Regions from separate parts of the Homo sapiens genome. Here region 1 is linked to region 2. Evidence: chromatin contacts called from ENCODE Hi-C or POLR2A ChIA-PET data. All regions are on one chromosome and are shown on one strand. The core of a region is the stretch at or near the end of the contact, and the rest is flanking DNA. Distances in the headings are between cores, read along the strand shown. Region 1 has its middle 150 kb from the start of LINC01427. Region 2 has its middle 110 kb from the start of LINC01427.

Region 1 (5,244 bases), core at 2,410-4,909, 40 kb after region 2:
CAAGCAGTAAGACTTTCAAAATCTTTAGTGATTATGGGTGGCTATCATTCCAAAGGCTTAAGCACAATTCTGTTATTTTAAACACAATACCTCAAATCTGAATTATTTAAAAATAAAACTTCAGGACCATTTTAATAAAAGTTTAATAATTATGCTTTTGGTGTGTGTTATGGACTGTACATTTGTGCTCCCCCAAATTCATATACTGAAGCCCTAACCCCCAAAGTAATGGTATTAGGAGGCAGGGCCTTTGGGAGGTCATTAGGTTTAGATTAAATCATGAGGCGGGGTCCCATGATGACATTAATGGTCTTATTAGAAGAGGAAGAGATGCTGGAGCTCCATCTCTCTTCACCTGGTGGGGACACAGCAAAACGGTGGCTGCCTGCAAGCTCAGATAAGGACCCTCAGCAGGAACTAAAGGGGCCAGCACTTTGTTCTTGGACTTCCCAGCCCCTAGAACTGTGAGAAATAAATGTCTATTGTTTAGGCCTCCTAGTCTGTGGTATTTTTTATATAGCAGCTTAACAAAAGCAGTGTGTTAGTAAACATTCTTCAGTGCTTACAGGAAGCAGCCTCTGCCCATGCTGAAAATTACCATTTCAAATGCAACCTAAATTAGAACAACTATGTCTTTTTTTTTTTTTTGATGGAATTTCACTCTTGTGGTGTGATCTTGGCTCACTGCAACATCTGCCTCCCAGGTTCAAGCCATTCTCCTGCCTCAGCTTCCTGAGTAGCTGGGATTACAGGTTCCTGCCACCATCCCAGATAATTTGTTGTATTTTTAGTAGAGACAGGGTTTCGTCATGTTGGCAAGACTGGTCTCAAACTCCAGACCTCAGGTGATCCACCGGCCTCGGCCTCCCAAAGTGCTGGGATTACAGGTGTGAGCCACTGTGCCTGGCCTAGAACAACTATGTCAAATGGAGAAAACAGGCTCCAGTGAGCATCACTGGCATCCCTGTGGAGATGAGTGCATATGCTGAGCATGTAGATGTGACATCTGCTTGGTTATTACAGCTCTTAAATATCTTTAGACAGACGAGGTAGGCCAGTCATTGGCGTGTGGACAAAGGCCCAGTCTCTGCCTCATCAGTGCTTGACCTGTCCTCACTGAGGCCTGTGAGAAAAATCTCATGACTACAACTTGAGTTTGTTTTGTTTGAGTAGTTTTAGAACCAGGTTTACCTTCTTCCAAATTTTATATATATATACATATATATGCATACACACACACATAAATATGTGGGTATGTATATTTGTCAAGTTATTCTCAATGTTATGAATAAATATGGATCTCTGCTTTAAGATCTCTTATTCACCCCAGCTCAACTATTGCTATGTAATAACCACCCCAAGTTTACTGTAAAACCACACAAACCGTTTATTATTATTATTGATCATGATTCTGCAAGTTGACTAAGTTTAGCCGGGCAGTTCTCACTCAGGGTCTCTCATGTAGGAACAGTTGGACAGTGACTGGGGCTGGTGTTAGCTCACAGAAGACTCAAACAGCTGGCCTCCTTGGGCCTCCCTGTCTCTATGTGGTCTCCCCATATGGTCTCTTACCTGGGGGCTCAAATCTTTTGAAGTGTGTGTCCTAAGAGAGAGCACCAGGTGGAAACTGTATTGCCTTTTACAATCTAGCCTTGGAAGTCATGCAGCGCCACTTCTGCCCCATCCTACTCATTAGAAGTGAGTCACTAAACCCAGCCCTGTTCCATGGGAGGGAAGTTGATGCCACCTCTTGATGAGAGGAGCAGGTCTTCAGCACATTGCTTCCTTCCGGTCCTCCCTCCCTTTCTTCTTTCCATGGGTCACCGATGGTAGAACAGGAAAAAGTCTAGGAGGTAATTGTTTTTTCATTCTGTCTCCAAAATCCCTCACCATTTCTGTATTTCTACAGAGGAAAAACAGAGGCCAAGTAATTTGAATCATTCAACCCATCTCTAATAGTGGAGCCAGCAGTAGAACTCCAGGGCTCTTCAATTTTCTATGGAAAGCAAGAGAATTAAGGGGCCCAACTTATTCCTCCCAGTGTTGTCCAGAGGGACTGGATCAGAAGCTGATGGATTCTTTCCTCTGGCTTGCCAGGCTGGGGCTAGGTGCCCAGCTGTTTGTGATATTATGGAGAGAATTTATGGATGGGTTGAGTGTTGGACAAGAACAGTGTTTTCTAGATCATCATTCTCCAAGCCTGGCAATAAGGTTCTCCCTCTGAGATGGAGTTTAACTTGCAGGATATTTATTCAGGAGAGGCTCTGGGACCAATATCTGTGGAAGGGAGCCACAGTGGATACTACTGGGCATTCTGAAGTGGATTGTTCCTTCAGAGTAGTCCTGAGTGGGGCCAAGCTACAGAGCCTATGTGCACATCCATTTATCAGCCACTGGATGACCTGCCCAAAGGGGCCTGAGCACGGGCTCCAGGTGGCTCTCCACAGCTGACCCATTTCTGAAGGGGCTGATAGTGAAAACTGTCTGCCAGTGAAACTCTTAGCAGCTGAGATTTATTCCTTAAAGTCTTTCTTTAAAGGGGGGTCTGGACAGCCTCCCATAGTGATTTGTTGTGAATCACAAATGACAAGGCCCTGGCCCCCAGAGATTCTGGTTCAGTGGTCTGGGGTCAGGCCTGAGAATTCATGTTTCTTAAAGGCTCTAGGTGACTCTGCACAAGGGGTTTCCGTCATATCAGCTGGACGCTCTGAGGCTCTCCGGAGCAGAATGAGGTGCTAAGGTGTTGTGTCTAAACGCATGGCTTGGTCAAGTGTCCCAGTGCAGTGATCCTCAGAGGGTCAGATGCAGCGAAAGTGAAAATGAGCATGTGGGTTATCCAGACACCCCAAGTTTATCACCCTGTCTGGGCCAGGGTGCATGACGCTCACTCCTGCAAAACAGAGTGAGCAGGCAGGGCTGTTTCTTCCCCCTGCAGCTGGGAAGCCCCAGCCAGCCTGCTCCATTGAACTTTCAGCTCCCGGAGTTGGCTCATTCCCTCCCAGAGAAAACAGCCCTATTATAAACATACAAACTTGAGTTGGGGCGGGGGTCACAGGCTCTTGCCTAAGTCCATCCTGCAAAATTGACTTTTCTGTCAATGAGAACACAGCTCTGCTTTTACCTCTCCTGTGTGCTTTGGCAGTTTCTGCTTGGCTGTAAAATTTATCCAAGGAAAACTGGCATTTATCTTGGGTTCACTTGTACTCAGCAAAACTGATAAACAGATGGGGGCTGGCCAGGCCACGGGCAATTTGGTTAGCACTTTACAAAATACAAATGTCATCCTTTATTTTTACAGGGATTATTTATTGTGAATTAGGAAGTTATTGGTCTGTTATATTCTAACAGGATCATTCACTCCAGTTAAGGGATCCATGTCCCTATTATAAAGTGGTGGGGGGTGTCCTGGGTGGAAGAGACTTTCTGGCATTGTTGGCAATAAAGGAATAAAATGGCCCTGCTGGGTTTGCGTATGCACACACAGGGCACTTATCTGTGAAGACTGTGAAAAAAGAAAGAAGCAAAGAAAGAAATCAACAAGATTTGATGGGGAAGCTTGCAAAGGAGATCAGAATTCAGATCAAATGTCCCACCCCAGTGTCTCTGGAGTTTTTTTTCTTTTGTGTCCCAGCTAAAGGCACTGGGAGGATCAGAGACCTCATCCCAGCTCTGTTTACTTTGGGAACAATCGTTGGTGTATGAATAATAATGCCTCCCTCTGACCATGACTAATTGAATTGCAGCCTGCGGGCAGTGGGGAGGGGCTTTGCCGGGCCAGTCCATCACGGCGTTTCTCAAGTAGCCACCGACAGTGATGGATGCAGCGGCGCTTCCCAGAGTGCATCCTCGAACACCTAAGAGCAGGGGTATGAACCTGCATTCCGAGTTTCTATTAGCCGGGGCCTGGCAGAGAGGACGGGAATGGCGGCAGTTAAAGATGAGTTGGTTGATTAAAAGGAAGAGGAGAGGCAGCCCTTTTCCTAACCTCCTCCTCCCACACCTGATTTTAAGCAAGTTTTGTTCATGGGGACAAATGAGAAAATATTCATCGTGTGACCATGCAGGCCTCAGTGGGGCCACCTCTGCTGAGGCCGTGCCTGTTAAAAGTACTGGGCTTGTTTGGGGTGCAGTGGGAACCCTGGCTTGGAAAACAAAAAAGGCAAAACAGCCAAAGATTTGTCCTGTTAGAGGATGTTTAGAAGCCAACAAATGAGGTAGAAGAGGAGACAGAAAGACAAGAGAGAAGTAGGGGCAGTTGGAAACGGAGTCTATGGCCATGTCTATAATCCAACAATGGATCACACAGGGACCCTAACATTTGGTCGTCCTGTTGTCTGCGCTGTGTTTACACAGCAGAACCATGCAGCTGGGGCCCTGGGCTCAGTCGGACTTTGTTCTCACAGCATGAAGGTGACCCCTGGTGAACTGCGATCCGGGAAGCTTGTGCAGCCCAGCAGTCTCTATGGTGGTCTGGACACAGGGGAAGTCGTCCAATTACAGGGTCACTGCTTTCTATCTCAGTCGGATTTAGTCCGGGCCAAACCCCAGATTGGCACCTTTTTATGAGAGCTGTGCACGCCACCCTGGCTCCTTTTGGTGGCAGAGGCTGGCTGAAACTCCAGGCGGATTTTGGAGGCAGATGCTGGCTTTAAGGGAGCTTTGGTTGGCCTGCTCCTCTTGGAAAGCCCTGATAAAAGCATTCGGGGCAGGGGCTATACTTCTCTTGTATCTAAAATCCTGAAATTTTAAATCCCTCCAAACAGTTTCTTATAACTTTTTTGTTAGCTTACTATGCTTTAAAAATTATCCATAGGTCTTAGTACCAACAGTCATTTTACTGCACAGAAGTTTCTCAGCTCCCTTCTCTTATTTAAGAATGAGATACTCTCTGCCCATTCTGAACTTTACAGGAATAACTCAGGGTGTCTTGTTCTTATAAATAAAAAATTTTTAAAAAATCTTCTAATATGTTTCTATTTTATCTATCAATCCATTGATCTATATGTTTATTTATCCATCTGATTATCTATCTATCTATTTATCTATCTATCTATCTATCTATCTATCTATCTATCTATCTATCTATCTAATCTATCTGCTTTCCTACTTATCTTGGTGAATAAAATAAAGCCAGGAAAGAAAGGCAGGTGTGTTAAGGGAGCCGTCTATTCCTCTGGCATGAGTAGGGTGCAGGATGTAGTATCATGCAGCTGGTATTATGAGCTGTTGGAGGCAATTTCAAAT
Region 2 (5,573 bases), core at 1,629-4,128:
TATAAGAGAAAAGAAATGTTGCGCACCAGAGTTAATTGATTGTTTCTCCCTCTTGGGCAGCTTCTGAAATGTATGCAAATGACTAGAGCCACAGATGAAAGAAAGAAGTGAAAGAGAGAAAGAAAGAGTCACACACACAGGTTTTATGGGTCTGTGCTACTCCCTGAAAGTATATGTGATGCCTTTGAAAGGGTATTCAGAGATGAATCATGAGAATGGGAGTAGAATTACTTGTGTGTGTAACTGACACAAATGTGGAAAACAATTCCTTTCTCTTCCTTGTGTTGGCTTCAGACTGCAATCCCCATTTCCCAACATAAAAAAATAGCTAGATCTTGAAATGCCAATTTAATTGTAAGTCAAGATGGATCACCAGGAAGCCTCAGCTAGGCAGGACTTGCCCAAAGTGAGGTGGGGATAGCGTTGGAGCAGAGTAGCAGAAAGAAATTGTGCAGAGAAAGCAGGGTTGGTAAGGTGTATCACAAAGGAGAGTTGACTCTAGGTTGCAGCACTGCAGTAAATTATGAGGAAGAGGATGGGTGCTGTCACTCACAGCTAAGTCAGTTAGGAAAGTCATGAAAGAGAAAAAATGCACCACTATGGTGGTGCTTGGGGTAACTCCCATTATTCAGTGAAGCGAGTTGGAGCAGAAACTTAGGAGGCCACTGAGGTTTCAGAGTGTAAGTGACTGCAGAAGGATAATTTTCACCCAAAACATCAGCATGGAAAAGTGTAACCACTATTGAAGAGGTTGAGAAACTTATTTTATAACAAAACCATGTCTATAACTAAATGTGTCTGTGCCCTTTTAAGTTGCTTGGGGATGGAACCTGCTGACTAGGAATTATACCCCAATTCACTGTGGAGCAGGGGTCCCAAAGAGTAGCAACAAAAGATCAGGTGAGGCTGGGTGCGGTGGCTCACGCCTGTAATCCCAGCACTTTGGGAGGCTAAGGCGGGAGGATTGCTTGAGCCCAGGAGTTTGAAAACAGCCTGAGCAACATGGCAAGACCTTGTCTCTACAAAATTTATTTTAATTAGCCAGGAGTGGTGACATGCACCTGTAGTCCCAGCTACTTGGGAGGCTGAGGTGGGAGGATGGCTTGAGCCCAGAAAGTTGAGACTGCAGCGAGCCGTGTTTGTGCCACTGCATTCCAGCCTAGGTGACAGAGGGAGATCCTGTCTCAAAAAATTTAAAAAAAGGTCATGTGGGTCTCTAAGCCAGAGATGCACCTGACCTCCTCCTCTGCCAGACACACTCCTATTCACCTTTCAAGATCCAAGTCCAATATCACCTTACACCTGTTTGGATGGCTATTATCAAACAATGAAAGAGATATTAAATGTTGGCAACAGTGTGGGGAAAGGGAACCCTTGTACACTGTTGGTCAGACTGTAAATTGGTGCAGCCATTCTTAAAAACAGTATGGAGTTCCCTAAAGACATTAAAAATAGATCTACCCTATGGCCTAAATATCTATCTTCTGGGTACATGCCCGAAGGAAATGAAATCATCACCTTTAAAGATATATGCACTTCTCTGTTTACTGCAGCACTATTCACAATAATCAAGATATGGAAACAACCTAAGTGTCCCTTGACAGACAAATGAATGAGGAAACTGTGGTGTGGCCAGGATGGTCTTGATCTCTGGATCTCATGATCCACCCGCCTTGGCCTCCCAAATTGCTGGGTTTACAGGCGTGAGCCACTGTGCCTGGCCAGGAATATTATTTAATCTTTAAAAAGAAAGAGATCCTGCCATTTGCCACAACGTGGATGAAACCGGAGGACATTATTCTAAGTGAAATAAGTCAGACACAGAAAAAAAAATTTGCATTATCTCAGTTACATATGGAAGCTAAAAAAAAGTCAAATATACAGAGATAGAAAATAAAACAGTGGTTATCTGGACCAGGGGTGGGGTGGGAATAAAGAGATGTAGGTCCAAGGAACAAAGCAGCAGCTATACAGAATGAACAAGTCTAGAGCTAAGGCACAATAAGGGGACTACACTGATGATATTGTACTGTCCTCAGGATTTTTCCCAAATTGGTAGATTTTAGCTGCTCTTGCCACACACAAAAAGAGGGTAACTACCTAAGATGATGGATATGTTCATTTGTTTCACTACAGTAACTATTTTACTACCTCTATATATCCCATAACATCATGTTGTGTACCTTAAATACACATAATCAAAATTATTTTTAAAAACGAGACAGAGAAAGAAACACTCAACTCCACATGCCCCACCCCCTGTGAAAGTTTATTTCTTTCCTCACACCCAATTCTTCCTCTATAGCATTTTGTTCATACTTCCTCTGTATGATATTTACTGCTATAGGACACTTAATAGATTAAAAAGCTGATCATCCCATATGACTGAGTTCTTGATGAGTTCTTGAGTGCTTCAGGATTTGATCTTAGCCATATTTGTATCCTCAGCATTTGGTACAAGGTTTTCAGGTAAAACTAGATAACGTAACTGGTTATTGGCTAATGGACAGGTGGATACATGCATGGATGTTGGGAGGGTCTTGCTCTCGAATTAGTCCTTTATGCTGGAGTGGTTATGAAGAAATAACCAGGGGCAGAAAGCCAGACATTTTTCATTATGGCAATGGCGCACACTTTTGTCCTGTAATTTAGTTTGAAGACAATGTCCATACACCAACCTGTGTTCCCGAATAAATGCCTAAGACTTCTTGGGGTGGGTAGGGGACCAATCTAATTGAGGATGTCATTCCATTATTGGCCCTGGGACACATGTCCACCCTGCTACTCTTGGAGAAAGTTAGTTTGTAGGAGGCATTTGCTGGCTGGAGCTGCGGTCAGTCAGCAGTGAATCATTCAGGTGCCCTGCAGCCGTTTCCTAAGAGACCACACGCTGAGTACCTGCTGAATCATGAGCTTCCGTTGAGTAACAATAGCCACTCTGACAAGCTGGAGGGAGGGTTTTGCTGGAGCAGATACTTGGCACACACCTGAGCTGCCCAATCTGAAATTAAGGGAAGAAAAAGGGAAATGTGCAGCTTGACTCACCGATAATCTATCGTGATGGGAGTTGCTCCCAAGGCAATGGTGTGTTTTCAGGTCAGAAGAAGCCAGGCAAACTTTTTACTTCATTCATTTTTAATAGGTATTTTCCTACCCTCCTTTATGTTGCTATGCCATCATATGAAACTAACTCCCTTTTAGTTCTCACTACATAGGCACTAACGGCCTACTTAGTCATGGAAAGAAAATGCAGCCCCACATCTTCTAAAGGAGGGGATACTTTATAACTTTCTACCTTAAAGTGGATGCTAAAGGCCAATGTGTGACCAAGAACAAATCATGAGGTGGTTCCAATGAGACTCAAGGAAAACGTTCAGAATGCAGACGAAATAAACTTGGAGTTTGGAATGGATAAAACTTCTTGACTGAAGTTTAAATATAAACCCAGATTTCTAATCACCCTTTATTCTCCACCTAAATACCCATAATAATCTTCTATGATGCTTGATATCATTAAAGCTCCAAGACCCTGCACAGTATTAGAGTAAGAAACAGCAAAGATTCTCTGGGCCTTTTATTATAGTTCTACCAATTAAATGATGCTTAAGCCCTCATATGAAACTCCACATTTCTGTATCATAATATATACAAGAGATCATTTTGGTAAGAGGTATTTAAAAGGCTGGAGTGACCCGTTGGCCAACCAAAGGGATAAGAAATGTGGAAGAGTGGAATACAACTTTGATTGTTAGTAGCAATGCACTGGGTCAGAGTGACTAGGCTGGGACTAACTTCAGTTAGGAAAATATGACTAGTTAAAAACTATAAAAAACACTAGCTTTTAAAAATATATACCTTTTTCCACCTGTCCCTGATGAGCTCTTTGCTTTTCATGTTGGGTCTTCCTTCTTCTCATTGAGTGAAATTGAATACCCTGCATGAAGCTCATGAGAAATCCAGTTATCAGAAAACCCAGATATTAGGAGCTCATGAGAAACCCAGTTACCAGTGTTATCCAAAGCATAACCCTCTTGTTCTTCATCTCACTCTGTCCATACCCCATTCTCTGCCTCTCTGCATGTGAATTCTGTTTAAAATGAAATGTAGTAGTGAATTGACTCCTAGAAGAGACAGGACCCTGATGGCCACCAGATCTGCCGCAACAATCTATTACAACCACAGCTGAAAGGCCAAACTGTTGATCAAATTGTGTAGTTGTTAATTCAATACCATACTAAATATATGTTATTCTTTCTACTAAATTGACTGATTTCATGGAATTTACCTTTTTTCCAATAAATTAAATAGACAGTGTTGTATATCATAAAACATATTAAGATATCACATATGTGGTACCCTAAACTATTTATAGTCATAAAGTATTAAAGAACATGTTTTCCAAGAATATTTAATGCCATGGGGAAATGCTCACAATATAGTATGAGGGAACAAAGGAGAAAACAAAAACAAAATCTGCATACAACATGAACTTAAAATCTGTAAAAATATATGTGAGTATATTTATATATCAAAATGCTAACTGAGCTGTATTCTCAGTACTTGTATAAAGAGAAGAGAATAGAAAATAATGTTCTCTAATTTTAAAGAGACATAAAGAGAATTATAATAATCAATTTTCTGAAGTTCTGCTCATAAAGAGCCTACTAGTTCACTGCACGACAGTATCTAGTTATGAACATTTGACTTACTAAACTATAGAGAAATTCTGCCTATACTTTACATAAAAACTCATTCATTTCAAACATCCAGGTGTAAGATGAGATCACCTGCACAAAAATACAAAAGTAAAATGAAAAGAATATTACTCACTTCAGAAAATTTAAAAATATGGTTTTTCCCTTAGTTTCATTTAGAGTGTGAAATTTCAGAAAGGATTTGTGAATAAGAAAGTGCTTGACTTATCAAGGAAGAAAAACACCAACATGAAACATTAAACCTGTTAGACTGTTAGATATAAACCTGTTAGATGCATTTGGCATGTCAATTCTATAAAATCACACATACAGTCTATCTATAAAATAAATTATATCATTATATTTTATAGTTAACATTTTTTTCTTGAGAATGCTCCAGTTTTTCAATGAATGAGAAGTAGGAATTATTTCCTTTTTAATAAATGCTCCAGGAGACTTAACCTACATGACCCCATTTTTATGGAAGATGGTTTTATCTTCTCCTGCCACTGAGTCCTCGCATGACAATGCAGCCTTCCGCTTGGTGAATAAAATCTCATTCGAATGGCTGCACACTCTTGCTTACATTTTGAAACATGTTTGCATTAAAATGTATTTATGGCTGAAAACGTTCATGAGAAGTCCCCCTGACTTTTTACTCTCCCAGGGATTATTGATAGGGTTTCTGCATTGATTCTATCAAACTCATTACCTGAGCTTCCTGTGCCTTTACTTCCCCAAAAGCAAAGTGCTCATCCTAATCTTCCTACCTCCCCAAGAGAACTGGGGGTAACATGGCAAGCAGCCTGCAATTTATGGAAACATCCTATACGGTGGCCCTGGTATTTTCAGATTTAACATTTACAAGTGGCCATGCAT

The links. A loop is a pair of places that touch in the nucleus more often than their neighbours do. ChIA-PET counts read pairs that join two places held with the same protein, here RNA polymerase II (POLR2A).
Region 1: a map of PC-3 shows a loop between it and region 2 (2.9-fold over the local background). The contact joins two enhancer-like sites. A Hi-C loop is called at or near these places in 5 of 168 maps with a recorded cell type or tissue (HepG2, PC-3, PC-9 and 2 more). POLR2A ChIA-PET finds 5 or more read pairs at or near these places in 6 of 52 experiments (A549, CD8-positive, alpha-beta T cell, HepG2 and 3 more).

The regions. Positions count from the first base shown.
Region 1 is chr20:22,426,537-22,431,780 of GRCh38, forward strand. No RefSeq gene overlaps it. Among named protein-coding and RNA genes, the nearest start is that of LINC01427, 150 kb to the left of the region's middle. RefSeq lists an enhancer at 4,276-4,420 and a cis regulatory region at 4,343-4,354. Within about 2 kb of position 3,660, at least 2 of the 41 ENCODE cell types and tissues checked have a DNase peak (open chromatin) inside an H3K27ac peak, as active enhancers do.
Region 2 is chr20:22,387,498-22,393,070 of GRCh38, forward strand. No RefSeq gene overlaps it. Among named protein-coding and RNA genes, the nearest start is that of LINC01427, 110 kb to the left of the region's middle. RefSeq lists enhancers at 2,484-3,683, 2,622-3,173. Within about 2 kb of position 2,879, at least 8 of the 41 ENCODE cell types and tissues checked have a DNase peak (open chromatin) inside an H3K27ac peak, as active enhancers do.